2 separate regions of the Homo sapiens genome follow, and region 2 is linked to region 1. Evidence: read pairs that join two places in POLR2A ChIA-PET (ENCODE). Cell type or tissue: CD4-positive, alpha-beta T cell. All regions are shown on one strand. Each heading gives the region's core, and the rest is flanking DNA. Links, peaks and the distances in the headings are about the cores only.

Region 1 (11,931 bases), core at 2,504-10,503:
AATGAAACAGTGCATTAATTACATTAACTCCAAGGCTACCAGTTATGAGTTGAATTTTGTCCCCATAAAAAGATATGTTGAAGTCCTAACCTTTGGTACCTCAGAATGTGACTTCCTTTGGAAACAGGATCATTGCAGATGTAATTAGTTAAAATGAAATTATACAGGAATAGGGTGGGCCCCTAAGAAGACACAGAGATGCAGGGAGAATGCCATGTGAAGATGGAAGCAGAAGGGCCACGTGCAGTGGCTCATGCCTGTAATCCCAGAAGTTTGTAAGATCAAAGCTGGAGGATGGCTTGAGCTCAGGAGTTCAAGGCTGCAGTGAGCTATGATTGGCCACTCCACTCCAGCCTGGGCGACAGGGTGAGACCCTGTCTCCAAAAAAAAAAGAAAATGTAGAGCTTGGAGTGGTGCATCTACAAACCAAGGAACACCAAGGATTGACGGCCATTTCCAGAAGCTAAGACAGAGGAGGCATGGAAGGGATTTTCTCTCAGAGTCCTTGGATGACCCCCACCCTCCTCACACCGTGATTCCAGACCTCCAGCCTCCAGAACTGTGAGACAATAAATTTCTATTGGTTTCAGCCACCCAGTTTGTGGTACTTTGTTACAACAGTCCTAGAAAATGAATAAACCATCGTATACCCAAGAGTGAAAGTTCACTCTGTTTCTCACCCCAAATTATAGGCAGACATGTTTCCAGTGTAGCTCATCAAACATCAAAGAGATAACACATCATTGGGTGTTGATTATACGTCTCAGGAATAATAATTAATTTTAATAGCAAAATTCTAAGAAATCTTTCATTTCTTCTAAGTGTTTATTCTCCCCCTCTCATGCTAAAATAAGGAGTTAATGCGCTGGGAAGTAACTAAGTAAAAAATGTGTTGAAGAAATAGAAATGTGTTTATTTTGATTTTCAGAGAGGTTTATTTTAACTTCCATTTTAAATTTAGGTTGCCTTTGTGAGAAGGCTAAAAATAGATCTAATGGATATTAATATTGTGTTAAATTAATTTTGAGTATCAGAATCCATCCTTCCTTAGATCATTTTCAATTAAGGTGCATATGCAAATTCTGCTTTGCACATGTCAACATTATTTAGTAGATGCATTTGTACATATGACCATACTACACTATAATAACCATAGTTATTATTTAGTGTTCTATAGTGTTTCATTGCAAAACATAGCTTTTTAAAATTCATTCTCTGATTCTTAGGCATTCGGATATTTTTCCATTTTTGCCTAAATAACACATCTTTGTGTATATTTTTTGTTCTCTTAGATTATATCCTTAAGTTATTTTTCAAAAGACATTACTAGATCAAACTATTAAGAGTATGTTACTTGTCACCATCATACACTCAAGAAAGACTGATCCAGTTTACAATACCACCAACAGTGTTATCAGAAGGATTTGTAATTTTTTAAGTGTAATTGTTTATTTGTTTTTGCTTTTTTGTTTTTTGAGACGGAGTCTTCGCTCTGTCGCCCAGGCTGGAGTGCAGTGGCACGATCTCAGCTCACCGCAAGCTCTGCCTCCTAGGTTCACTCCATTTTCCTGCCTCAGCCTCCCAAGTAGCTGGGACTACAGGCGCCTGCCACCATGCCCAGCTAATTTTTTTGTATTTTTCAGTGGAGACGGGGTTTCATCATGTTAGCCAGGATGGTCTCGATCTCCTGACCTCGTGATCCACCTGCCTCGGCCTCCCATAGTGTTGGGATTACAGGCGTGAGCCACTGCACCCGACCCTCCTTCTCATTCTTTAGGAATCATTTGGCCATCACTCCCTCCAAAAGTCTTTCCTGACTCCCATGGCTCTATCAAATGCCCTTACTAAGAGCCCACAGAACCCTATATTTCCCCTATGATAATGACACTCATTGCATAACATTGGAATTGCCAGTTAACTTTTCCCAGCCACCCATTTACCAGCTATGTAACTTTGGACAAGTTACTTAACCTCTTGATGCTTTATTGCCTCATATGAAAAGTGGGGATATAAATAGTACCTATATCATAGTCTTGCTATGAGGATTAAATAAGATAATATTTGTAAATCACCAAGAACAGTGACTGGCACATTGTAAGTACAACTTAAGTGTTTCTTAAAAAGAGTCGTTACACGTCTTTAGACAGTGAGTCCCAAGAGAGATTTTTAAAAATCTTCCTGTTGCATCCTTTATAAATGCTACTTAATGAATAATACATCAATCAATTAATTAAGCAAATGTACCAATAATTCAAAGCTACCTCATATTTTCAAGATCCAGGAGAAATGGTGGATAATAGATGAAATAAGTTTTCAGAGAAGTCAAGAGAAGACAGAGGCAGAAACAAAGATAACAGTTTAAGTTGGTGGAGAAACGATAGGTTGTTCAATAAATAAAACTTGGATCATTTGTTAACCATTTGGAAAAAACCTGAAGTGAGAATCCACCCACAGCAAAAACAAAAGTAATTCTACGTGCAACTGGTAATCGAAAGAGAAAATCTTAAAAGAACTACAAGAAAACAAAACAATGTTTATCTGATTCTGAGCTAGAGTAGATATTTGCAAGCAAGGCACAGAGAGCAAGATTTATTGATGTGGAAAGACGTTCCCTATAAATTGAGAGCTGTACAGATGAGTTATTAAAACTCCAGCCTCTGCGGCAGACTGCCTAGGTCCATAGCCCACCTCTACCGCTTAAAAACTTCAAACAGATTACTTAAATTCCTTAGGCCTCAGTTTCCTCATCTAGAAAGTGGGGATTATCATAATAATTACAACTACCTAGCGTGTCATGAGGATTAAATGAAATATTTGCATATCACAAATGATATAGAATGATATCTGACTGAACTTATTTTTATTAAATTTATATAAAAATTATGTCAGCTCATCATATCTCAGAGGTAAGATGATAAGTATTTAAGTTTTTCTCCCTTTTAACAAAAGTCTAATGGTTTCACAATAAGCATACACTGCTTTTAAAATAAGGAAAAAGTTATTTTTAACCTAAAAAATCATCTTAAAATCTCAGTGTAGAATATTTGTAGTCATGCAAAAATATTTATGATCTATTGTAAGAGGGAAAAAGAGATTTATGAGATAGCATGTGCGGAATAATTTCAATTGTGTAAAAATACTTATTTAATGTGCAGAGACACACAATCATGTGTGGAAAAAACAAAGAATCTACAATGCCAGCAGTAATTGTCTCTTAATGTTTGAGTTACATGTGATTTTTATTTTCTTCTTTGTGTCTTTCATATTTCCTAACATTTTCAATATGGATATGATTAATTACAAAACCAGAGAAAAGTTGTAATTTTTTTTTTTTTTTTTTTGAGACAGAGTCTCACTCTGTCGCCCAGGCTGGAGTGCGGTTGCTGCAATCTTGGCTCACTGCAACCTCCGCCTCCCAGGTTCAAGCAATTCTCCTGCCTCAGCCTCCCAAGTAGCTGGGATTACAGGCACCTGCCACCACACCTGGCTAATATTTTTTTGTATTTTTAGTAGAGACAGGGTTTCATCATGTTGGCCAGGCTGGTTTCGAACTCCTGACCTCAAGTGATCTACCCACCTCAGCCTCTCAAAGTGCTGGGATTACAGCCGTGAGCCACTGCACCAGGCTTGTAATTTTTTTTTTTTTTTTTTTGAAGGAGCAGCATGGACCTTAGACGGAGTAAGAGATAGGTTTTCAACTATAACAGAGGGGAAGAAAAGAAACTGCAGATTTAAAAGCGGAAGAGAAGAAAGTAAGAGAGTCATGCTTGATGGTCTATATTTTCTCTGAAATAGGAGGTGAGATAGGGAGAATGGTTTAAGCTTTGAAATAGTGGGGGGAGGAATGAAAAAGGGCTAACTAGAGATCTTTTTTAAAAATTGTGAGCAGGGGTGAGGGGCCTACTGTGTTTTAAAACTAACTTAATATTGTGTGAGCTGTGAGCCTTCTGTCCCCCAGGGCTCAGATGCCCCGGTCTAGGATATGGAGACAGATTAATCCAAGGCTGATGAGAGGTTACAAAGAAAATATGCCACGCATAGCGGAAGATCTGGAAGGTTCTAAGCCAAAATATTAACAGTGCTTATTTCTGGCTCTTGGGACTATGGTTGGATTTTAAACTTCCTTTTTAAATCTTACTTGCTTTATTTACAATGGACAGGTATTATAAATTGATAAATTTTTTGACAAAAAATTAAAATGCAAACAATACAAGCAAACATATAGAAGTAAACTCTCCTCCCAAAATATCTAATCCAGAGATAACATCCTTGTTCACATTTTGGCCAACATCCTTTCCTCTAAGCACATCTACACATACTCAGTATATATGTCATTACCTGTTCTACAAATCAGGATATATAAACGGCCACAACTCTTAATTCTTTTACTATTTGTTCATGTCCATATATACCACATTAGGAAGAATGCCCTAAGTGCTGCACAGCCACCAAAATGTCTAAGAATCTCAAAGACTTTCTCATTCTAGAAGGCATACATTTTATTATCAATGCTAGGACTCTTGGGAATGAGAATACGTTATTAATCCAACGTGTGCTGTTTATTTCTTTGCCATGAGAAGCCACTATTAAAGACGGGGCCTAAGGCTGAGTGCAGTGGTTCACACCTGTCATCTCAGCATTTTGGGAGGCTGAGGCAGAAGGATCACTTGAGCTCAGGAGTTCGAGACCAGCCTGAGCAATATAGTGAGATATTGTCTCTACAAAAAATTTGCCAGGCATGGTGACACATGCCTGTAGTCCCAGCTACCTGGGAGGCTGAGACAGGAGAAACGCTTAAGCCTGGGAGGTTAAGGCTGCACTGAGCCATGATAACACCACTGCATTCCAAGCTGGGCAACAGAGTGAGACCCTGTCTCAAAAAAAAAAAAAAAAAGGAGAGAGAGACTGGGCCTGCACAGTTCACCAGGTGTGATTCCTGTGTTGCAGCGGCAGTCACTGGTCACCAATCCTCACCTGCCCTGCTGTGTTTCTCAGCTTGGGCTTCAAAGTTGGAGTTCTCCCTTCTAAAGTCAACATTCTGCCAAGGATCATAATTGTGCCAGGGTGTTTGTATCTGAAGACACTGACTAGCGATAAGAGAAAATATTCAGGAATAGGGAGGTCCACTTGCTAAATGCAAACCAGCCTGCCTCTGAGCATCCTCAGGTGCTTCTGTTGAGTCCAAGTTACCAACCCGCCCTCCAGGTAATTTTATTTAGGGCTCTGTATTAGTATGCTTGGGCTGCCATAACAAAATAGCCCTGGTGGCTTCAACAACAGAAATGTATTTCATCACAATTCTTGGGGCTAGAAGTCCAAGATCATCAATGTTCCAGCTGTAAGAAGAAAGCATATCCTTCTTTCCCATCACTAGGTTCATGACTGAGGCTCCAATAACAAAGGACCGATTAACAAGAGAAAAGCAGACAAATTTAATGAACGTAAGTTTTACATGACAGGGGAGCCTTTAGAAATGAAGACTCAAAGAAACAGAGAAGCTTGTGTATTTTTATGCTTAGGTTTGATGACGAGGAGACAGTCATGCAGATGTATGATTGGACAAAGGGATCATCTAATGTTCATAAACTGGGGGAATGTTTTGAAGACTGTTCAGATTCTTCTTTGTGTCTTTGTGTCTTCAGAAATAAGGGTCTACCATTCCTCCAGGTATAGGGAAGGTACTTCTCAAATGAAAGCCTTGTGACCCGCTTCAGCAGAGAAGGATGAGGGAAAGGTGAGAGCGACCTTCTTGCTTCTGCTGTTTTCTCAAATGCCAAGGTACCACACTTTGAAGTAGCATGGCCTGAACCCCATCTCAGCTGATTCGCTTTCTGGTGAGAGCTCTCTTCCTGGCTTGCAGGAAGCTGCCTTCTCATTATGTCCTCACATGGTCTTTCTGTGGGGCACACACCTGGAGAGAGAGAGGGCTCTCCAGTGTCTCTTCTATAAGGACACTAATCTTATCAGATCAGGGCCCCACACTTATGATTTCATTTAACCTTAATTTTTTTTGGGGGGGGGCAGAGTTTTGCTCTTGTTGCCCAGGCTGCAATTCAATGGCACAATATCGGCTCACCGCAACCTCTGCCTCCCGGGTTCAAGAGAGTCTCCTGTCTCAGCCTCCCAAGTAGCTGGGATTACAGGCATGCACCACCATGCCTGGCTAATTTTGTATTTTTAGTAGAGACGGGGTTTCTCCATGTTGGTCAGGCTGGTCTTGAACTCCTGACCTCAGGTGATCCGCCCGCTTTGACCTCCCAAAGTGCTGGGATTACAGGCATGAGCCACCACACCCAGCCATAACCTTCATTATTAATACTTCCTTACTCCAAATACAGCCACACTGGGGATTAGGACTTCTATATATGAAATTCGGGGAGACACATACATTCAGTGCATAACAGGTTCTCACTGTGCTTCCCACTAATTCTATGCCCAGCACTTTCCCCTACTGCGTTATCACATTAACTATATGGCTACTCCTTATTTACATGTGTATGTTATTCTTTCTAGATTTAAAAAAGACTTTTGTAAAGCAAACAGCATACATTGTTTCTTTCTGTCTAGTGGTGTGCTGGAGTCAGCACATACCTGCTTATGAGAGCCAGTTGTTAGTTTCAGAAATGTTGTGAGCTGTTTGTTAAAACAGCCATGATTTAAAATTAAATTATATAAGTGTGCAATTAAATAAATTACATTTAAAACAATGCTAATAAATACTCAATACTCATCAGCTCCTCATTACTACCTTTTATTATTATCTGTGCACTGGAGGTTATTTACATCGATTGTATCTGGTTGGTGGAAATGGTGTGCTACTGTGCATCTCTTCCCAACTTTGCTTCAATGATGTTGCATTAGTAGCTTGAAATTAGTCATGGTGGGAGTATTAGCACTATGAAAATCCATAAGCACTGCAAATCAGCTCCCTTACCTCAGAGCTAGTTATTTAGTTTTTACCAGCATACTACTCGCAGTCTATATCCCCAGCAGCCAACATGACAGGATCCCCAGTAAATGCTGTCTGACTGGCTGGATGAATGGATGGATGATAGGAAAGAATAATAGAGAGAGAGCAGTAGAGATTAGGTGACAGGAATAACAGCTGGCAGAGGATGTTGGCTAGGTGGGGCATTTACTATTCTGCGCTTTACCTTGCAGCCTACCCAGCCAACAACCTCAGTTGTTCTATTTCCTTCTTTGTGGGTTTCTCATGTTGTGTTCTTACACATTGTGCAAAAGAGTGCAATATAGTACAGAAAAAATGTGGTCATCCTATGTTGCTCCATCGCATTTCAAAAGAGGTATAAATTTTACATTCTGGTTCATTCCACTGGAGACAGTGGTGTGGCAATGTCCACTGCAGAATACAGGAAGCCCCACATTTACAATTCACTACATATTTACGACTACTGTGGATCCAGCGGAAGGTAAGCAGGGTGGGGTCCTGTTGTGGCAAGGTAGTCTTTACCACAAGTTCCGTTCTCATATGCCCTCATCCCAGTGTGTAGAAAGAAAGGAGAACTAAATATTGCTGCCAAAGCTGATTATTCTGTGAATTAGGGACCAGTGAAAAAATCCTACCCAGAAAATGCCAGAAGCAAGGTCTGGATTTCTTTTTCTCACCAAACCTTTAAAAACTCCGCCCCACCAACCATGACATTTCCTTTGTACCAGTTTTTAATGTTCCTATGAAGTGCCTTACACAGTTTTCTTTTAGCGCATGTAAACAGGAGAGAAACTGGGAAAAACAACTAGAGTAGCAGAAGCGTGAGGCAAAGGAACTGGAAAGAAAGTGATGGAGAAACATTTATTGTTATAAGCACAGTTGCTTCGGAATTCTCTTTAAGCTGCTTTTGAAGGGATCCTTTTACGGAAGTCTTATCTTTGTCAACAAAATTTGAAGACCCCCTATTCCATTAGTTGGCAGACAACACCATGCAAAGACAGCGATTCGACTGCAAAACTCATGAATGAGCTGATTAATTTACGTGAGAAAATGTCTATTTGCCCCTCTCTTACAAAAAACCTGGGGGCTGCAGCACTTAGAAGACAACACAAGTTCTCCTGAGCATAAAAACCATAATCAGGCTCTGTGTAATGGTAGTTCCTCTGCCTAATATTGGGAGGTAGAGCAAAGGTCACTGTAGGGCAGAGTGTTCCGATCACCCTGACACCTGTGACCTGGTGACCACCCACTACTCTCTCAGGTGTCATTCTACCACTTCCATGTTGATATGAACTTCTAAAGTCTCTGATCGCTCTTGCCTAGAGAACTTCTGGAAATCAATGAAGTCATTGATTTTTAAAATGTCTGGAACATTGATTTCTATCAGGCCTCACGCAAAGATCTTGGCTGACCTTTGTCTTCTAGGATGTCGCAGTCTAGCAGGGCATGCTGCCTTCAAAACTGACACACAAGACCTAGATCCTGTGGCTGCAAGTCTAATGCCTGGACTGTGTTCTATGGTACTGCAGAGGTCAGCAGAGAAAATAAAAGATTTGAGAAATCAGCACTAAAGCAGCAAACCCTATGCACCCAACCCCATCCACCTCGCCTGTTAGATAGCTGCACTTTAGGCTTGTTTAAATGAATATATTTTCTTTTTGTTCAGATGGAACAGTTCAGTCATCCCTGTAAGAACTTTCTGGCATAGGTTTCCACAGGTTTGACTCACTGGCTCTTCAAAAGTGTTTTGGCTTGCTCCGGTGACCCTGCCATGTTTCATGTCCCCTACTGCCCATTCACTTAGATTCCTTGTCCTTAATCTCTGCATCAGTAAAGTGAGGACAGACACACTGAGCTCCCTTTTACTTCGTAAGGAAAACAGAAGGATAAGCCACACATACTCCCAAGTATCTTAGGGAAAATGTGCCTTTATTGTCATTAATATTGTCATCATAAAGTAAACCATGAGATTACAGGATTGTGCAAGAGTGAATGCAGAGCCCAAATTTTTCCAAGGGTGAATAAAGGATGGTTGAATAGGAGGGAGGGAGGGAGGAAGAAAAGAGAAAGAATCTTGCATTTAAGACAAGCATTGCCAACTTTCTGCCTTCACAGAGTGATCTGGCCCAAGCAAGTACTTGACAGGATTATTATTATCAGATAATACCTATAATCAGCAATACCATATTACTTTTGCATAAAGTTTTTACTAGAAACCATCCAATGAAACACTACTAGGTGCTCTTCCAGGAACATTTGATACTCAGCACCTTGGTTCATAGCAGCACCGGGCATTTATACTACCCTGTAAATAGCAACAACTGAACTACATGGATGCAACAGGCAGCTGGTTGCATTTGCAACGTTTTTGACACTAGGTCATCTCTAGGATGAGCAGTGAATATAGTGAGAGAGTGGAGCCACCCCTTCCCCGCTCTGCTTCCTCCACCTCACTCACTCACAATACTTAACAACTCTCCTATTTGGTACTTTGTTAAAACTTTGGATGAAATTTCATAAGAAAATAATTCACCCAGAATTCTAACATTTCTCCAGGGGCTGCCCCTTCCAGGTGGTGGGCTATAGCACCCAGGGGCTTTCCCTGAGGGACAAGGAGCTAGGCCCTGGTGAACTCTTGCTAACCAGCTTCAGATCTCTGAGGGGCCACTTCTTCACCTCAGGGTGGCTAGTGAGCCCTGCGCCCCATTGCCACCATGGGTTTCCATGATATTAGAAGATGGGAATATAATATTTATACTGTTTTTGGCATTTGCCAAGTCCCCACTGGAAAAAGCAAGCTGGCATACCTTTATTTACTCCTGCCCATTTTCTCCAAGGTTGCTTAGAGTCCCCAGAAAGCTGGCCCAACCTACCTATTTCACGAAACCTGACCCTAAAGATGTCCTGAAAAGCCCTGAGACCCTTCACGTGCAGAGGCTGAGAGGGCAATCTAATGACTCTACTGCTGAATTTGCAAGGATACGGGTTTATAACCGTTGGTAAGGTGAGAAGTCTCTAAAATCTGCTGTAAAAACACCTTTTAAAGGCTTCAACCTCGTGATACTTTCATGAGGTTTGAGTTCTGGGTTTTGCTTCTTGTTTTTTGGAGAGCTGGCGGCTTTCTGCTCCCCTCCCTCTTGAAACTATGGTGTTTCTATCTTCTTGCTTTCTCCTCCTCTGGCCCCCAGCATTTTCCTTGGTCTACACCCTTGTTTGTAAGTCTTGGTTCACTGCCTTCAGCGCTGTTTGTGGTCTCAGAGAGGATGGGTGGCGCTTTTCAAATTGTTGTCACACCAGATATGGTTCTAAGAAAAGGAAAAAAAAAGATACTATTTGAAGAGTTAAGGAGGAGAGAGTGACATGGATGTACAGAGATGAAATGAGCCCTGGATTGTTTTTGACACCTAAGAGAAGTCAGGGAACAGGGACAAGAGGGAGAGGGTTGGAGAGAGGAGGAAAAGGGGCCAGAACCAGTGCCTCAGAAGCTTGACCCATTGGTCGTTACAAAGTTTCCCTGTGGTCAACCTGAACTGACATTTAAAAGGCAAAAAAATGTTTGAAATAGGAGAGTGGCTGGGCGTGGTGCCTCACGCCTGTAATCCCAGCACTTTGGGAGGCCAAGGTGAGCGGATCACCTGAGGTCGGGAGTTTGAGACCAGCCTGACCAACATGGAGAAACCCCATCTCTACTAAAAATACAAAATTAGCTGGATGTGGTGGCTCATGCCTGTAATCCCAGCTACTCGGAAGGCTGAGGCAAGAGAATCTCTTGAATCCGGGAGGCAGAGGTTGCGGTGAACCGAGATTGTGCCATTGCACTCCAGCCTGGGCAACAAGAGCGAAACTCCATCTCAAAAAAAAAAAAAAAGAAAGAAAGAAAGAAATAGCAGAGTGATTAATAACTAACAACTCCCATGAGCAATCATCTGAGACAGACACAGAGCAGTGAAGGAGAGGAATCTGGGCTCATCATCCTAATGCTCAGAGGTTCTCTTCATAGTCAGGTATTCTGGGGATTGCATCTGTTTTGAGGCCCAATGAGGGGATAGTTAGTTCATGAGTGCAGGACATCTTCGGATGAGATTAATATACGGATGGGGATCTCTACTGGGAGAATTGTTTGGTTATCAACATCCAGGAATCGAAGTTTTCCTGGCTTTAAGTCTGCTGTTGGGACTATATAAGAATCGAAGACTAATTCTTCATAGCCTGTATATTCATAGCTTCAATATCATTGGTGGCCAATTGCTTTGACAGTGATAGAAGGGTTGTTAACCTCATCTGTTATGTACAGAACACGTAAGGATAGGAGGGCAATTAAAATTAAGATAATGGCAGGTAAAATAGTTGAGACAGTCTCGATTTTTTAGGCATCTATGATGCTAGTATGAGTTAATTTTTTGGTGAGTATTAGGAAAATAATGTATAGGACCAGGGAACTAATTAGGAAAATAATTATAAGAGCGTGGTCATGGAAAGTGAGCTCTATAATAGGGGATATAGCGTTTGAAGGCCAAATTGAACTAGACGAGCTATTAAAACATGCGAGAGTTAACTTATACATTAAAAGTTGAGGCAATATCTCATTTTTTTTCTTTTTTCTTTCTTTCCTTCCCTTCCTTCACTGCTCCTTCCTTCCCCTTCCCCTACTCTTTTCCTTCCCCTCCCCTTCCCCCTACTTTTTCCTTCTCCTCCCCATCCTTTATTTGAAAGAGAAGAAAAGGTAGAGCCCCTTTTTGAAGAAGATCAAGGCTGCTAATTAAACTGTAAGGAATCAGAGGAGAATTGCACCATCTTCTTTCTCCACCAGTCCCAGGTCAGGAAAACATGAGACTTTATTCCCTCCTGAGCAGGACCGTTCCATAATTCGGTCCACAGGACACGTTTTCTTTTCTTTTATTCTGGGGTTTTGTTTTCACTGTTTCATTCTTTATCGTAATTTATTAATACATTTCAGACATTAAAGTAGGAAGGTACATTCA
Region 2 (11,931 bases), core at 2,670-10,669, 88 kb after region 1:
TTTTATTCTTTTAAAGTAAAACATCCAGTAGAATTTTGTAGGGATGATCATTATTTCCACAGATAATGTGCAAATGTGGGCTAAATCATTCTGTTAAGATGGGTAACCTTTTGAAGGATAATGTTTAAATGCAGATATTCCTTTTTTTATTGTAGGGTGTACTGTATGACCTAGACAAGGTAAGTTGCCATTCCGTGTTGGGGTGCTAATAAGAAAAAAATTCTGCATCCTTGCTGGGCACGGTGGCTCACGCCTGTCATCCCAGCACTTTGGGAGGCCGAGGTGGGTGGATCACTTGAGCTTAGGAGTTTGAGACCTGCCTGGGCAATGTGGCAAAATCCCATCTCTACCAAAAAATGAAATACAAAACATTATCCAGGCATGGTAGTGTGTGCCTGTGGTCCCAGCTACCCAGGAGGCTGAGGTGGGAGGATCACCTGAAGCCAGGAGGTCGAGGCAGCAGTGAGCCGTGATTGCACCCACTGCACTCCAGCCTGGGTTGAGAGAGCAAAACCCTGTCTCAAAAAATAAAACAAAACTCTGCATCTTTGAGAAGTCAATGGGAGACCCTCTTAGAGACAGTAAAATCCTAGAGAACTAATAGTTTTTTGAATCCTGGAAAAATGCATACTTTTGTCTGATGAGGATAATGAACAAGTACTGTGATCTATAGATTAAATAAAGTGTTTAAGGTCACTTCCATTAAAATGCCACTGGGTTGTAGTGTTTTTATAAGTTTAAGAACTTCCCAGGCGTTTGGAGGCCTTTACCTGTGTTGTCTCTGAATATAAATTACTATACTTCATCAAATCTGAGTCATTGTTGATTAGAAAATGCACCATTATTTCATGTGCCATGAAGAGAAAAAAAGGATTCCAGTTAAAATCTGACAGTTGTTTCATTTTACCTAAAATTTGCATTTTATAGTTATCAAGAAAACTGTTAGGTCTGTTTAGACACAGATTTTTTTTCTCTTTCTTTTTAAAAAAATTTATATACGGTGCTGCTCCATGCCTTTCTATGTGCACAATAATTTTATTTCAATGCTGAATCATAGTGTGTTCTTTTTGAAGACATTTTAAAAGGCAAATAAATGCATATAATAATAATTACAACTCAAAGAGATGACACATGAACAACTATGATTATCTTTGAGCTTGTACAGGCAGCTGTCTGCCGGTAGCAATTGTAAAATGCACCCCAATTTCAAAGACACTAAAATGTGAATGGGAAAAAAAACCAATCTTAGAAGACAAAATATATTATTATGGAGAAATTTAAATATACTCCAATATGATACTGTTCTGTCAGAATCTAATGACTTCCATTGGATTGGCCTTTCTTCATGTTAAACACAAGGATTCCGATAACTAATTCAAGTTCACTTCTCAAAATATTTATTCAATATTAAAAAAATAAATTTCCAGGGCCGGGCATGGTGGCTCATATCTGTAATCCCAGCACTTTGGGAGGCCAAGGCAGGTGGATCACCTGAGCTCAGAAGTTCAAGACCAGCCTGGTCAACATGGAGAAACCCCGTCTCTACTAAATATACAAAAATTAGCCAGGCATGGTGGCGGGCACCTGTAATCCCAGCTACTTGGGAGGCTGAGGCAGGAGAATCGCTTGAACCCAGGAGGCAAAGGTTGCAGTGAGCTCAGATTGTGCCATTGTGCTCTAGCCTGGGCAACAAGAGCGAAACTTCATCTCAAAAAAAAAAAAAAAAAATCCAAATTGGTATTAGAGAATCTCTAAAATAGCTTCAAAGATAGAAGGAAAGGGGAAATATATTGGATTTTCTAATACTTTTGAGTATGATATAATCAAGATATTCTCACAAGCCTAAGTCAATTGAACTATAAATGACTGTACTTTTTCAAACTTCTTTTAATTCCAGCAAATTAAAACAATTGAAAGATACATGAGACGCCTGGAGTTTCATATAAGTAAGGTAACTGAAATTCCTGTTCTCATTGCCTGTTTTTCAGTTCTGTTGCTAATCAAATACACCTTTGGGCTGAGCGTAGTATCTAGTGCGTGGAGAACTTCCTATCCAATTGACTCCTAAGCTGACTAGCAATTACGTCATCAAGTGGGCACTAAAGATGGAGGAACAATAAGAATGGAAGGCCTGATGGCCCAGCACAGTTTTGACTCTACCTCAGTTCCACAAACATTTATTAAGTGCTAAGTAACAGGCACAGTTACTTCCAGCCTCAGTGTAGAGTGCTTAGAGATAAACTATCAATCAAACTAGCCCTACAAAAAACTTCATGTTTGTCTAACTTTACACTCTGGTTCCACATAACACTTGGTGCCCCGTAAACTTCTTCATGAAGGCCTTATAACTACCAAAAGACCACTGTCTCAGCGCCTCCCTCAATCTCTCTCAAGCCCTTGGCTCTTTCCACTCTCCCTCATATGGCATGGTTTTCGGGTGCCATTTTATCCTCTCTCCCCTAGATGTGCACTACTTTGTCAGTGTCCCTGACACCCAGCCCTGAACCCCATAGTTCACTGGTGGTCCAATGAGGCTGACTATCACCCCCTTGTTCTGGGCACTATCAGGAGTTATTGGTGCCACCTAGAAAATATTTACCTTTAGAGGCAGCTAAATCACACCATTATCAATTCCTGTTTGTCTATATCTATCAGCCTCTCTTCCAAGTGGGGAGCCTGGGAGTTTTAGCAGATCTCTCTAAGAGTCAGAAGCCCTAGGTTCTATTCCCAGCTCTGCCACCTACTCACTTGCTATGTCATCTATGTGAATCTTGGCTTTCTACTCTGTGAAGTGGAGCTGGGGAGGTACACAGATTTGATCTACATGATCCTAAGAATCCTTTCTGGTTTAAAATTCTAGGATGATTTGTATGTATGGATATACATGTATATGCTACTGCCTTCGTACATTCTTGCTTTGAAAGATATTTACTACCTAGGCAAATCTGAAATTGCTCCTATTTCTGCTAAACTCAATAAATAAAACAATGACATCCATCAGAAGGTATTTATGTGGCAGGCAAGCTTTGACATATTATTGTTTAATTCAAAAAACAGCAAGAAAACAATCAGTATTAGGTAAGGGTATATTTATCAATCTTGCATCCATGGTTGTTAGATACAACAATCCCAATGGTTTTCAAAGGTCAGTGGTACTCTTTCTGTTTGCAATATCTTATATTCAGACGCCTAACAAATTATATGTAATTGAATGATTCAATTAATCAGTTTATTTAATGAGCCACTGCTGACTGATAGGTAAGATAAATGCTTGCCTACAAATGGCCTTCTGCTAAGGTGACTACCTAGGTATACTTTATCCAAAAGTTTAATTCCATTTGGCTAGGATAGGTTGATATTTAAGCAAAAACAAAGAATAAACTTTCTCACTACACAAAGTAATAGATTAAGTCATTATGGCTATACCGATGGTCCTGTGGGCACTGTCTCCTTATTGAAAGGATAACAAGCTCAGAAACTTTGGCGTACCCACTAGTAGGGGAAAGGGTTGCAAGGGCAGTTCCCCAGAAGACCACATGGGTGACATAGCCTGACCTGCATTGGAAGAGATATTAGCACTTGGGTTTCTAAAAGTTTTGTGGGGATCTCCCACATCAGAACAATTTGCAATGTTTATTTAAAATTTCAGATTCCTGGCCCAGCCCTAACCTACTGAATCAGCATCTCAGAGTGGGGCCTGGGCATCAGCATTTTACCAAGCTCACCAGATGAGGCTTAGCTTTAAAGCACGGAAACCACACTCTATGCCAACCATCAACCAAAAGATGTCATCAGCAGATAGGACACTCCTTGAGTCTTATATCTCCCTCTTAATCAAAGATAAATCCACTGACCCTGAAGATTAAAGATGATTCTTTTCAGTTTGGGCATTCTTCTCAGCAGAGTTGAGTGCATTGTTGAAGTAAATAGCAACAAAGAATCCTTTAATCAAGAGAATAATTTTTAGTCTCTTCATGTTTGCATTCTAAACTAAGTGTCATTGATATCTGTGTAGAGAATGCAATTATGGAAAATTGTAATCCTCAAACAGGTTATAGTAATGCTTTTTAGTGAGCAGCCAAAAGTTTGCCTTCAGAACAAAACGGGACTCTTAAACTCTGAAATCTAGTATATGCATCTCCACCTTCTTCTGGATCTATAGTTAAGCTTCCTTTTTGAAGAAACAAAGTTCATACTGAAATGAAAATTCAAATAGTGCTAGGTAAGTATGCCTCCCCAAAGCAACAGGTTTTATTTGCTTTTGACAATGCCTGATGGTATTGTTGTTTGTTATCCGCCTGAAAATTCTTGTAGTTAACTGCAGTCAGTTAAAGATAGTACCAGACTTATAGAGATAAATATCATTAGGAATAACTTTAGAACAGGTTTTTTTTTTAGCTAAGCACAATGATGTGCACCTGTAGTCTCAGCTACTTGGGAGGTTAAGAGGATCACTTGAGCCCAGCAGTTAGAGACCAGCCTGAGCAACATAGCAAGACCTCATCTCAAAAAAAAAAAAAAAAAAATTTTCAACCCTAGCACTACTGGCATTTGGGGATAATTCTCTATTGCAGGAAGCTGTCCTCTGCATTATAGGATGTTTAGCAGCATGCCTGGCCTCTACCCACTAGATGCCAGTAGACCCCTGGGGGTCAAAATTGCCTTGGGTTGATTGAGAATCACTGCCTTAGAAGAATTAGCTGATTATCAGGCTTATATGAGTATAAAATCAATAGTCATTTGAAAAGGGTATATTGTTATTATTTAGAAGCATAAGTGTAGATGTGTAGCAAAAGAAAAGTTCATTTATATTGCTTCAATTTATTTTTTTGTAATTGTCACATAATTTACACGAAAAAGAGTTGAGTTCTTAAGTGTTCAGTTTGATATATTTAGATAATTGTGTTTTACCCTAATTTTAAGAATAACTTTTTCCTTTACAGTTGAGCCAAGACTTTACAAAAGTTATCTTCAATATATATCCCCAAGTTACTTTATGAAATACTAAATCTGGATGTGTAAATATCAGGATTACAAATCCTAATATTGTGACACTACCTCTTAAAGTGATATTAGCCTAGGATACTACAAAGTTTTCACCTTGGTATGAAATTGTACAAACCCTTTCAGTGTTTGTTCTATATACAGAAGGCTCTCATCTTCCTTATTTAATAGTTACAGTCTTATTTAATACTTAATTATTTTTATTATTTAATACTTATTTGTTTAATACTTATTTAATACTTACAGAAAGCTCTCATCTTTCTTATTTAATACTTACAGTCCACCCATGAACCCACAAAGTCACCTGGGAGTCATTTTAAACAATTCCAATGATAGCCTCAAACAATGCAAGAGAGGCACTTCCCTTTTGCATAATTTGAAAACAGGATTAGAGCAAAATCTGTTTTGAGACAAAATGTATCACAGTGGCTACAATAAAAACGATTGGTCCCTATCTAAAAGGATAATACTTCTACAGGATTCTCTTTGTAGAGGTCAGAAATATAAAGTAAATTAAGCATGTAACAATGATCTATGTATTTTCTTTCAAGCCTGACATTTATTTCTGTTTCCTGTTTTGATTCTGGCAGGTAGATGAACTCTATGAAGCTTATTGTATCCAGCGACGCCTCCAGGATGGTGCCAGCAAAATGAAGCAAGCCTTCGCAACATCCCCTGCCAGCAAAGCTGCCCGGGAGAGTCTGACAGAGATCAATCGGAGCTTCAAGGAGTACACAGAGGTATAACTCCCTAACCTGCTTAAGTTGCCGAATCCCATCTGGCCTGGTGTGAATTGTTGGTAATTGCCAAGAACAAGGCAAACAGCAACCCACAACCTCATTCCACCCTCTAGAAAGATAGGTTTTACTGTTAGCCTAAAAAGTATGCAAGAAAGGCAATCGGTAGAATTGCTTAAAATGAATGAATAAGCTGGGAGTGGCGGCATGTGCCTGTAGTCCTAGTTATTCAAGAGGCTGAGGCAAGAGCATTGCTTGAGCCCAGGAGTTCAAGGCTGCGGTGAGCTACGATCGCGCCACTGCACTCCAGCCTGGGTGACAGAGCGAGGCCACATCTCTAAAATAAAATAAAATGAATGCGTAAACCACATTGCCCTGATTTGTGTCATTTAAACACACTTCTAAATATTCTAGTGTAAATCGAGCCTAGTTTTATCCCTGGAAGTGGAGCAGACCCTATGGTTCAGATAGCTACACTGGATGTCAGTGTTGGATCAGTAACCCTCTGCCTACAATGTTTTTTTTAATTGTGAGAAATTTTTATCATAAAGGAGCCAAGATTAAGAACCATGAACAGAAGTGTGCTTTCCTGGTTTCCAACTCTCTGGGGCCCAAGCATCTGACATAGAGAGGTCTTCACTCCTCCTGGGGTCACCTAATACCAATGTCTTTGATGAAATGACTAAATTATTAAAGCAGCACTCCTCACTATCCCATGAGTCTTTGTTCAGAGATCAGATTTCATGAATGAAGTCATCAGCCTGTAGAGGGTCTGTTGGACAATTCCCAGAGCTGAGCATCTGGTTCAGCCCTGGGATCAGAAGGACAGCTTGGATGACTGTCAGTAGGATCCCTTTGTGTGTACACTCCCGTGTTGCCTCTTGTCTAAACCAAGTTTCTCTCTTTATTTGACTTAAAGCAGGGCTTCTTTACCTAAGTTCCTCCTTTAGAATAATTTTTTTATTATTTTTTGAGAGATAGAGTCTTGCTCTGTCACACAGGCTGGAGTGCAGTGGCGCGATCTTGGCTCACTGCAATCTCTGCCTCCCGGGTTCAAGTGATTCTCCTGCCTCAGCTTCCCAAGTACCTCTCCTGCCTCAGCTTCCCAAGTAGCTGGGACTACAGGTGTGTGCCACCACACCCGGCTAATTTTTGTATTTTTAGTAGAGACGGAGTTTTACTATACGTTGGCCAGGCTGGTCTCGAACTCCTGATCTCAGGTGATCCACTCGCCTCTGCCTCCCAAAGTGCTGGGATTACAGGCATGAGCCACTGAGCCCGGCCTAGAATAATGTTTTTTAAATGCATAAAATAAAATACATAGGAATTGAAAAGAAGAAAATATATTGAAATACAGTTATTTCAAAATCATCAGTATAGTTTTCAAAATATTTCAAAAGTCAAATATGTGACATAGTTCTATGCTGCTGCTTTATTAACACATCAAATTATAAGATCTAGTAGTGGCTCTAATAACTACTGAAACATCAAAGTAATGAAAAGTATAAATGATTTTTTAAAAAGTTATCTGCAATAAATAATGTGACATGAACATATATGTGATTTCTATCAGTGTCAAAGTCACAGGTATGGCTAATACTGCTGTGGCTTGTTTTCTACCTTCATCATACCTAAACATGTTTAATTTCAGTTAAATGATAGTGAAAATAAAGATCTGACTCTTCCCACCCTCCCCCATCCTACTTTGTAGAGCTGCAGATTGAAAATTCCTGGCCTAGAAGCAGTCCTAGTTCACGAGACCCCATTTCTACAGATCTCTGAAATGAGGAGAGCCGTTTCCAATTATAAAGGATGTTTATAGGACAAATGCAGATAACTGACCAGCAGAATGCAGGGGCTGCCTTTGTTGGCATATTTGCAGGTCATTTCAGACACAGCCACCCTTGATCAAGTGCCAGGGCATGGCATCATGACCTTGCTCACAAATTCAAAGACATAGAGTGCAATTTAAACTGCCTTAGAGAAGAAAGAAGTCCAGGACTTCTGTAGCCTCATACCTCATTTGGTATCAGGTGGTTTTATATCCTCATGGCCGGGTGCAGCGGCTTATACCTGTAATCCCAGCACTTTGGGAGGCCAAGTTGGGAGGTTCACTTGAGGTCAGGAGTTCAAGACTAGCCCAGCCAACATAGCAAAACCCCGTCTCTACTAAAAATACAAAAATTAGCCGGGCGTGGTGGCGGGCACCTGTAATCCCAGCTACTCGTGAGGCTGAGGCAGGAGAATCGCTTGAACCTGGGAGGCAGAGGTTGCAGTGAGCTGAGACGGCGCCACTACACTCCAGCCTGGGTGACAGATAGAGACTCTATCTCAAAAAAACAAAAAAGCAAGAAAGAAATACATCCTCACATAACCACAAAAGCCAGCATGTTATTATGATGATGGTTTAAAATGAGGATTTAACAATGAGGTCAAGGTAGGCTCAGGTGCTTTTTCGTGTGCAGCAATGTTCATCAGTGGCTGTGGGTGGTGGGGGGGTGCCAGTGGTCGGGGGAGGAAAATTTTGACCATGGATGTCCTCAAGTCTTAACCTAGCTGCTCTCACGTTTTTCAGAGATACTGGTAGCAATCCTGACATGCATGATAGCATAGTTGATATGTCTGGAAACTGTTTCTTCACAGAAGTGCCCAATACTCTGAGGAAATAAATTGGTTTATAATACTGAGGCTTTGTTTTCAAGGCTTTCAAGCTACGCAGAGCTCAGACTTCAGGAAGTTTTCCCCAGCCTTGCTAGCTAGTTCAGGTAGTGAGAATTTACAAGGGAAAAAGCAATGCCATTCTCTTTGCATCCCATGAGAGTGATCATTTGGAGCAGAACAACGAAACATAGAAGAATCAGAACCTCTAGGCTGAGGTCCTCAGCATACAGAATTCAAATGGAAGCAATACCAGCCTGCACTAATCAAGCTGGCCATGCTTTTGTCAGTGAGGCCACCCTCGAACCCCTAGCCTTGTGGGAGGCTGGCAACTGAGGGAGAAGCCTGCAGACATCACCCTGCATCAAGCTTCAATGGAGACTGCTGCTTAGCATAGCAGAGGCAGCATCCAGATTGTAAGCTGGTCAAGCAGCAGAAGGGCCTCCCTGGGGATGGCCCATGGCCGCAGCACTTTCCCTTTTCATTTCTAACTGCAATTGTTCTATTTAGGTCCTCAGGTATTGAGGAAGTAGGGTGAGGCTAGTTATGTATCTAACCACATGCACAGATGGTGTTACTCCTTCTCTCTATCCTTTTCCTTCAACATCAAAGAGAAGACCCTTGTCAGACCCAAAAATAATTTTTGGGGCGCTGTAGGTTTGCAGTAGGAAGTCTGCCTTACTCACTTGAGCAGAATTCAGCCCTTGTGCTCTTTTGGCCCCAAATTTTTAAGAAAAATTTCAAACCTATAGAAAAATTGAAAGACTTGTACATTGAACACCATATGCCTTTATCTAGATTTACCAATTGGTAATATTTGGCCATATTTGCTTTCCCTCTCTCTCATATGATCAAATCCCCCTCAAGTCATTTGACAGTAAGTGATAGACATCATGACATTTCACCCTATATGTATTTTAACCTGGATCTCTTTTTAAAATTTATTTGTAATTGGCAAATAAAAACTACATATTTATGGTATACAACTTGATGTTTTGAAGTGTGTATGCACAGAAATATGTAATACAATGGCTAAATCAAGCCAGGGATCTCTTAATAGTAACCTATGGAATATCTACATTTCCTACATAACCACATACCATTACTACAACCAAGAAAATTGACAATCATCCCATAGAATTATATAACATATTGTCCATTTTCAAGTTTTCCCTATTTGGATCAATAATGTCTTTTATAAATGTTTTGATTTATTTACTTTCAAATCAGGATATTATCAAGGTTAAGTTGTTACATTTGGTGATTATGTTTGTCTAGTCTCTTTATGTAGAAATTTTTTCCCCTATGATACTGCCTTTTTGTAGAATTCATGCTAATTCCTATAGACTACCCCACATTCTGAATGTGTCTATTTTTGATATAATCTGACTTGCTCATCTATGCCCTAAATTTCCTGTACACTAAAAGGTGGGCTTAGACTCAGATCAAACATTTTGTCAAGAATGTTTCTTAGGCTGTGCTGTGTGGAGCAAACAGGTAAATGCTTCTCGTTGTTCACGCAGTGGTTGTGCTGCTGTTCGAACGTCGTGTGCTTTGAGCTGTTGGGTGAAAGGCTAGCTCTCATGATCGTCTCCTGTCCTCTTTGCAGAATATGTGCACCATTGAAGTGGAGCTAGAGAATCTGCTGGGAGAATTCTCCATCAAGATGAAAGGTATTATTTTCCTTGTTTAGAGAGAATAAGGAGCCATCTCTGCAGAGTGCAGAGCTCCTTGAAGTTTGAGAGCCCATGCTATTTTTATTTTCCTTGCAAAGACGCAGCGCCACCCACTCTCAACCCACCCCACTTTTGATAGTTTACTGATGCTTCTCATCCTGAGGCTTACCTACACACACAAAAATATTATGACAGAATCTCAAACATACACAGAAGTGGAGAGAACATTATAATGAGCCCCCATAAACCCATCACCTAGATGTAATAATTAGCAAGATTTTGCCACATTTGCTCCATCTCTTTGCTTTTGTTTTTCCTTTGATAAAAGAGAAGTCCTTTGATGAAATAAAACCCAGATATGTCAGTCTGCTGCTATACACTTCAGTATGCATCTCTTAAAGCATGGGGCTGTCATCTTACATAACCACGATGCCAAGTACTGTCACGTTTTCACAGCTAACAAAAATAATAAACCCTGGTTATTAACCCATTCCATTATCAGATTTCCCCCGTTGTCTCAAAAATGCCTTGTACATTTGATTAGTTCAAATTAGGATCCCAACAAGGTCCATGCATTACAATTGGTTGTTAGGTATATCTTTTAGATTTCCTTTAATCTAAAACAAACCTCTCCCTACCTTTTTTTCTACCCTTGACTTGCTGTAGAAACCATTGTACAGAATGTCCCACATTCTAGCTTGTCTGTTGGCTTCTTTGGGGTGATCTTTAAATTCTTCCTTTAGCTCCTCATGTTTCTAGCAAACTAACTATGAAATTTTGTAAATCTTGGTGTTAAACCCACAGAGAATTTTTCCCCTCCCAGTGCCTTTCTGGTATTTATTCCAGAAAGTTCCAAACTAGACACATTATTGAGTTAAACCACAGCATCTTCAGAACAAAAACGAAGTCTGGTTTTAGAAAATAGAGCATTGCTCAGGTGTTGTCAGATTTACGGCTCAGTGGCCAGGCATGGCTGTCAAATGAGCGGCCATCACAGCAAGTCAATTTCTCTTCCAAGTTTTGGCCCATCTGACTGCAGTGAAGAGGGCTGGTGCTTATGCAATTCTGAGGTTTCTTAGCAGCTTGATCCCTGGGTTGCTAATGGGGATTTAATCACCTTCTTTCTACTTTCTGCAATTAAGGGAGTAAAGAAAGGAGACTTTTTTTTGAAAGGGCTCGACAGGAGGGCTTCATTTTCCAATGAATCATCTAACTCAGGAGGGAAATTATTCTGTCAAGCACTAGGCACTGACATGTAAGAGCCTGTCTGAGAATACCTGGAATATAAATGACCTTGACCCTCAGCTTCCCAAATGGCTGCATGCTTCTCTTCCGGCAGATCCGGTAGGGAATCAGTTTAGTATTCAGTGTTAAGTTTCAACACTTGCTTTGCTACTGAGTCTGGCATCTGTGCTTTTTTCCATTTTTTAGGTCCATTCTCTACATTTTTGGGTCCTCACTTGAGTCAGTGGTTCCAAAATCACGCAGGTCCATAGTCCCACGTGGGCCCTGGAATTTTTATTTTAACTTTGAGGATGATTCTATCAGCAGCCTGATCAATTCTGGAAAATAACTGCCCTGAATCAGTGTTTAGCAGAAAACCTTCCCTCTACTTCCCCCAACTCTCAGACGCCACCCACACAGACTAGCACAGTCGCAGAGTCTCGCAGCCTAACAGTAATTCAAATCATGCACATCACCTATCACTGCTAATATAAAAAAGTACTATATTTCTCCTATTTCTGATGCTCAGTATTATCAAGTGCATCTATTTTTGGTGGGATGGTAATTTCCTGATTTTACAGATGGGAAATAGGGGCCTAGAGAGGCTAAATGACTTGTCCCAGGAGTCACAC

The links. ChIA-PET counts read pairs that join two places held together with the same protein. Peaks named below come from ENCODE experiments on the same cell type or tissue, not always from the same donor. Only the 100,000 strongest peaks of a DNase experiment are listed, where the experiment ranks them.
Region 2: POLR2A ChIA-PET joins it to region 1 with 6 read pairs; 6 of 35 experiments call an interaction of 5 or more read pairs at or near these places.

Annotation. Positions count from the first base shown.
Region 1 is chr6:24,947,420-24,959,350 of GRCh38, reverse strand. It overlaps LOC105374981 (a long non-coding RNA gene), which reads right to left. Exons shown (of 3, transcript XR_007059514.1): 3 at 8,860-10,254. It also overlaps a transcript of RIPOR2 not described here and the pseudogene MTCO2P33. Among named protein-coding and RNA genes, the nearest start is that of RIPOR2, 17 kb to the right of the region's middle. In CD4-positive, alpha-beta T cell, for the core only: no CTCF peak of the experiment used is centred there; DNase peaks (open chromatin) are centred at 7,430 and 10,130; H3K4me3 peaks cover 3,418 bases; H3K27ac peaks cover 6,756 bases.
Region 2 is chr6:24,859,114-24,871,044 of GRCh38, reverse strand. It overlaps RIPOR2 (RHO family interacting cell polarization regulator 2), which reads left to right. Exons shown (of 22, transcript NM_001286445.3): 5 at 156-179; 6 at 1,898-1,951; 7 at 5,595-5,744; 8 at 10,009-10,072. Among named protein-coding and RNA genes, the nearest start is that of ARMH2, 66 kb to the right of the region's middle. RefSeq lists an enhancer at 8,754-8,863. In CD4-positive, alpha-beta T cell, for the core only: CTCF peaks have their summits at 3,509 and 3,721; DNase peaks (open chromatin) are centred at 3,694 and 8,174; H3K27ac peaks cover 3,441 bases.